2 separate regions of the Homo sapiens genome follow, and region 2 is linked to region 1. A link is a loop called in an ENCODE intact Hi-C map of the cell type or tissue named here. Cell type or tissue: HCT116. All regions are shown on one strand. Links, peaks and the distances in the headings refer to the core of each region. The heading gives the core; the rest is flanking DNA.

The links. Hi-C counts contacts between places; a loop is a spot of excess contacts. Peaks named below come from ENCODE experiments on the same cell type or tissue, not always from the same donor. Only the 100,000 strongest peaks of a DNase experiment are listed, where the experiment ranks them.
Region 2: a loop joins it to region 1, with 3 times the contacts of the local background. A loop is called at or near these places in 15 of 110 quality-filtered maps.

The regions. Positions count from the first base shown.
Region 1 is chr14:80,995,229-80,998,049 of GRCh38, reverse strand. The region is part of intron 1 of TSHR (thyroid stimulating hormone receptor); the gene reads right to left. Among named protein-coding and RNA genes, the nearest start is that of TSHR, 41 kb to the right of the region's middle. RefSeq lists a silencer at 1,459-1,518. In HCT116, for the core only: CTCF peaks have their summits at 1,362 and 1,573 (motif pointing left); a DNase peak (open chromatin) is centred at 1,539; H3K4me3 peaks cover 643 bases; H3K27me3 peaks cover 970 bases.
Region 2 is chr14:80,055,130-80,057,950 of GRCh38, reverse strand. No RefSeq gene overlaps it. Among named protein-coding and RNA genes, the nearest start is that of DIO2-AS1, 150 kb to the left of the region's middle. RefSeq lists a silencer at 1,431-1,725. In HCT116, for the core only: a CTCF peak has its summit at 1,561 (motif pointing left); a DNase peak (open chromatin) is centred at 1,660.

The DNA of each region.
Region 1 (2,821 bases), core at 20-2,519:
TTCATAATGATGTAATGGCATTCCAGCTCTCACTGTTGTACAATGAGAATGCTTCCAAGTCCCAAATGAGAGAATGAGCTTCCCAAGTAGGTAAATACCATCTCATGAGACAGTTCAGACAAACAGTCTCATCCAAAAAATTAAGTAAATATGAACAATCTCCTATCTCTTAAGTATCTTCCGATGCCTTTTCAGGCGACAGCTACCTGGGGATTGGGAAGTAGGCAGATTAGACACTAACCTGCCCTGTCCTGTAATTTTGCCAGAAGTCAGACATAACCTAGTTTCAACACCCAGGATAATCTTACAATAGAACTATATTTGTCTGTATATTATTTACTTATTTCATAACTATCTCCGTATTTCATTTGATCTTTGTGAATACCGTGAGGTTGTTAACATAAGTATTAATTATTATTGTTACTCCCATCTATTTTATATATGCAAGAACTCCAGGGTTTAAATGATCATTTTAGGGTAAAAGAGCTAGTTGGAGGCAAAGCTGGGTCTCTTCCTCTCTATGTGGCAAAGCAGTGTGATGTGGCAACTACAGGAATAAAACCCATTTAATCCCAAATCCATTTTTCATCTATGTGACCTTAGAAAAATCCTTTACATTTTGTAAGCTTTAGTTCCCTTAATTGCTTGTTTTTTAAAAATAGGAGCTAAAGAGGTAAAGAGAGATAGGGAGGGGTGAATGTTACTATTTGTCCGTGTTTAGCTCACAGAATTATCCCGAGGTGGGGATGATAAAGGTTAAAGTGCTTTGTAATGTACAATATAACTGTGATATGGTATTATTCTTTTTATTACCAACACAGATGAAAAGCATGGAGCTTTGGAATCAGAGACACCTTCTTCCAGTTTCCTTTCTAGTTGCTTGACGTTGGTTGAGTTCTTCAACTTCTTTAAGCCTCCAGTTCCTCTTCTGTAAAATGGGAGCAATAAAATCTGCCTCTTAGGGCTGATATGCTGAATAAGTGAGATTAAGTAGAGAAAACAGAAGTCACTAAATGGATAGTAATGGTGGTAGTGGTGGTGGTGGTAGTAGTAGTAGTAATAATAACAGCAATAATAATGTGTCTTCTTTACTGTTGAAGAAACTGACATTCAGTAGCTTAATGATTTCATATTAGGTTTCCTAGAGAATAGAGCAGCAAGAGACTTCATACAGCACTCCTAAGTCTTGTATTTTCTCTGGGAGAAACAGATTTGGAGTGGAAGCTAGATGAGAAGAAATTTTTGTTTCCTCTGCATCCCACCATCCGCACCCACCTCAGTCCACGGGCTCAATTTCTTTAAAATTTAAGGAGGAACTAGTACAAAAGAGAGTCCCCCCTCCCCCACTACTATAGGAATTCCAAGTAATCTTAGGCAAGAGAATAAATTCGTAGTGGTGCCACTGCTTAAAGCCCAGATTTTCCTGATTGCTCGAACAGTGCTTCTTGCCAGTTGAGGACCAGATCTCAATGTGCGGGAGTTCTTCGTCCACTTAGTAACTAGACTCCCTGTACACTGAGATGAAACCAGTGTGTCTCTTTGTGCTCCCTCTGCTGGTTAGCTGAAAGCTTAATCTGACAGAGCAAAGTGATTCAGAAAATTTTGCAATAAACCAGTCATCGTCACTTACTAGATCATAGACGAAAGTTTTAAAAAAATGAATACGAATCATGGAAACTGTGGCATCATATCAGATAATAGCTCATTTAAAGGTAATCCAAATCTGGGAGGAAAGAGGGAGGATGTAGAAGCAAAGGGCATCTAGATGTTCCAACAAGCTGCTAGGTTTGTGCTGGGACTCTGGAATGTAATTGAAAGCTTGACAGGAGTAAGAATGATTGATCCGGTTACGGCTCATGCATTCATTTAAGATGATCACTTCAACAAAACACTCTGCAGTTGCGATTTTGTAAAATGTATTATAATTATAAGGGAACAACATCTGTTTTGGAGACACGAGGTAGAAAAATTCTATCACAATCATGCAGGGTCAACAAAAAACTGACATTTAAAAATATTTTCATAAAAGACTTACAAAAACAGATACAGTTCACCCTTGACAATGGAGGGGTTTAGGAGTGTCGACAATGGCATAATCAAAAATTTGCACATAACTTTTGACTACCCCAAAACTTAACTACCAATAGCCTACTGTTTTTTTCTTTTGTAGCAAGAAGGTGTGTTTGCTACCCTTTATTCTTTTTTTTTTTTTTAACTTTTATTTTAAGTTCAGGGGTACAAGTGCAGGTTTGTTACACAGGTAAACTTGTGTCATGGGAGTTTGTTGTACAGATTATTTCATCACCCAGGTATGAAGCCTAGTACCCATTAGTCGTTTTTCCTAATCCTCTCCCTCCTCCCATCCCCCAGCCTCTAAAATGCCCCAATGTGTACTGTTCCCTCTATGCACCCATGTGTTCTCATAATTTAACTCCCACTTATAAGTGAGAATATATGGGATTTGATTTTCTGTTCCTGTGTTGGTTTGCTGAGGATAATGACCTCCAGCTCCATCCATGTCCCTGCAAAGAACATGATCTCATTCTTTTTTATGGCTGCATAGTATTCCATAGTGTATATGTACCACATTTTCCTAATCCAGTCTATCACTGATGGACATTTAGGTTGACTCCATGTCTTTGCTATTCTGAATAGTGCTGAAATAAACATACACATGTGTCTTTATAATAGAATTATTTATATTCCTGTGGGTATATATCCAGTAATGGGATTGCTGGGTTGAATGGTATTTCTGTCTTTAGGTCTTTGAGGAATCACCACGTTGTCTTCCACAATGGCTGCATTAATTTACACTCCCAAC
Region 2 (2,821 bases), core at 6-2,505, 940 kb after region 1:
TGGACTGAATTTCCATTTAGCCCATAGCGTGGAGTTAAATTGCTCAGGGCATCGGCTGAAAGAATCCAACTCAAGGTGCTTGGCAATGGTGCTATTGCATCATTTATATTAAACAGGCAATGAATGCAACCAAGCCTGAAAGAATCTCAGAAAATAAGTGTGAATTGATTTAAAAGTTCTTTTTCATGACTGAGATGTGATTCTTATTATGTAAGAGGTCAAGCAAGAAGCTGGTGATACCAATAACAGGGGTGACTTTGGTGCATTCATTTCAGCCATAAATTTATTAATCTTTAATGCTGGGTAATAAAGAGTTAAAAAAACTCATATATATGTATATGTAGAACTGGACTTTATGAGAAGCCCAGTTCTGGGACTCTTGCGGGTAGTATTGACAATATAGACCTTCTGTGTTATGTGTTATCTTTAGAATCTAATGTTATAAGATGTGTCTTCTTTGTATTTCATTCCTTCATATTTATCTCTTTTAAAAACCACATTGTAACCTCTTGAGGATCAGAATTATATTATACATGGAACATAAAACATGTATAATGAATATTTAGCAAAATTAAAATTGAAATTGGATGTATAGAAATAAAGCAATAGAGGAAGAAGTCAGAAATAAGTCACAAAGTTCTCTTCCTGAACAATAACAGCAAATCTTTATTAAGTGCTTTACATACACTGTTCTTTTAATTCTTAAAACTATGCTATTTGATGAAAACACTTATGACCTCCAATTTACAGAGGAAGAAACTAAGATTTAGAGAGAACTTAAGTAACTTGCCTGAGGTTACACTTAAGCAAGTGGCAAAGACATGATTCAAATGTAAATCTAAGGTTGAATCCAGAGTGAATGTGAATCCAGCTACCTTTCCTTCCAGAAGTTCTTTTTCCCTTTCTTCACCTTCCAGTCTAGTAGACTAGAGGATTCTTCCTGCACACTAACAGGCCAATCTGCAATAATTATTTTCTTTTACTGTTCATTAAAGTAAGTTAAATAATGTAGACATGGACCTACTGAAATTTGAAAGACAGCCTATATGAGGCACAATTGTTCTCTTCATTAAGGTTGGAAAAAGCATGTTGTCTGAAGGAATAAAGCATATCTGAAGATGTGCATAGGACCCTGCTTAGGTTTGTCTGCTGTTAGTCTCACTAAAGAGGGTTAGGGAAGAATCAACCAAGGTCTGATTTTGTTTCCTTTATGGATTTATGAAGATAACTCTTTTTTTAACTGCAAGATTGCCTTTATTTTCAACATTTTATGATTCACCTAGGTCAGCTTGATGCTGTGTTTGTGCTGATGGGGTAAAAACATGAAGATTTCAAGAACAAACGTTTTTGACAATGGCTTCTCTGGCAGAATTAACACAGTGTTCATTGCGCCCATAATGTCTAAATAGACATGTAGAATATGCCTTTGTGAAGGAGACCGACAGGGTGCTCCGCCCTGAGAAAGATGAGAGAGGGAAAGAGAGGACCAAGAGAACCTGGCTCCTTTGAAAACAACTTCTTAGAAGTTTTTGCCCAGGAAAATGTTGGCTTTGACTGCTCTCTAGTGGTGGGCAGTGTTCACTGTCAGCAATTCCTTCCACAGGAATCCCAAGCTGAAGGAAGAGACGGCAAAACTCAAGCTTTTGCTTGGACACCTAGAGCTGAGTTGCAAAGGAGCACACACACACACACACACACCCCAGGCCTGGGGGTGGAGGTAGAAGAGCAACTTTCACTGAGCAGGAAAATGATAATAGAGATAAGAAGATGAAGTCTTCTATGGAAGCTGGAGAAAGGTTTGAGAGGATGAAGAGTTCCATATTCGGAGCCATAGACCTCTCACGGCTGTGCTCACTTTCTTCTTTCCATAATGGTAGTTTCCAAAATTGGAGTTGTGCTGGCTCCAGAGTTTTAGCTGGTGCCTGAGAGCTGACTTCTTGAACAACTCTGCAGAGGATGAAGAAGAGGAAGGAGACATACTTCTTGCTTTCAGGTGCCGTCCCCTTTTCTGGAGGAATTATGTAGGTCTGTTTTATTTTTTTCTCTACCCTACATTACTCAACAAAAGAGGGGAGAGTACCGCCTTGGGAAGAGATGGAGAGAGCCTCTGTTGTCACTCGTCCAGTTTTCCCTAAATCATGTTTTATAGATGACTCAACTGATATTGTGAGCTTTATTTGCATTTAGGGAAAAGATAAGTAAAATCAGTTTTGGAGTTTTCATTTTGTTTTTGGTCCACAGTTAGCATACATCCTGTGTTTGTTTGTTCCTGCTTCTGCACCGATTTTCTATGAAAGCGTATATATTTACATTACCCCTTTAGGTCTCAATGACTACATCTATATAATGGTGGGGTCAGTGGTCAGAGGTTGAGAGGTGGTTGATGTTCTGGACTTCTTTTATCTCTGATATGCCCTGAATATTATGATTCACTGACTCATAGAAGAGAATCTAAGAAAATATCCTGGGTTATGTAAGAAACCATTTGAGTCCTGGCCAGCTAAGCAGCAGTTCACACAGAGAGAAATACTCAAAATAGAGATACCAGGCAAGTGACATATTGGTGACCAGAAGGCACTTCCTTTCAGAAGAGAAGGCAATCAGATCATAGCCTTGCACAGAATAAGGATTCCACAAAAAAATTCCCGTGGTTCCTCCATTTTCTTGATCCACTTTCTTTGTGTCTCTATATGTAAGGCAAAGTGGAGAATTAAAGCAATTATTTGGATAATTCAAGCAGAAAAAAACCTCACAACACCCACATATGCTGCAATTATCTAGACATTTCAGGCAGAAGTGAAGCTCAGAACCAAATTATCAG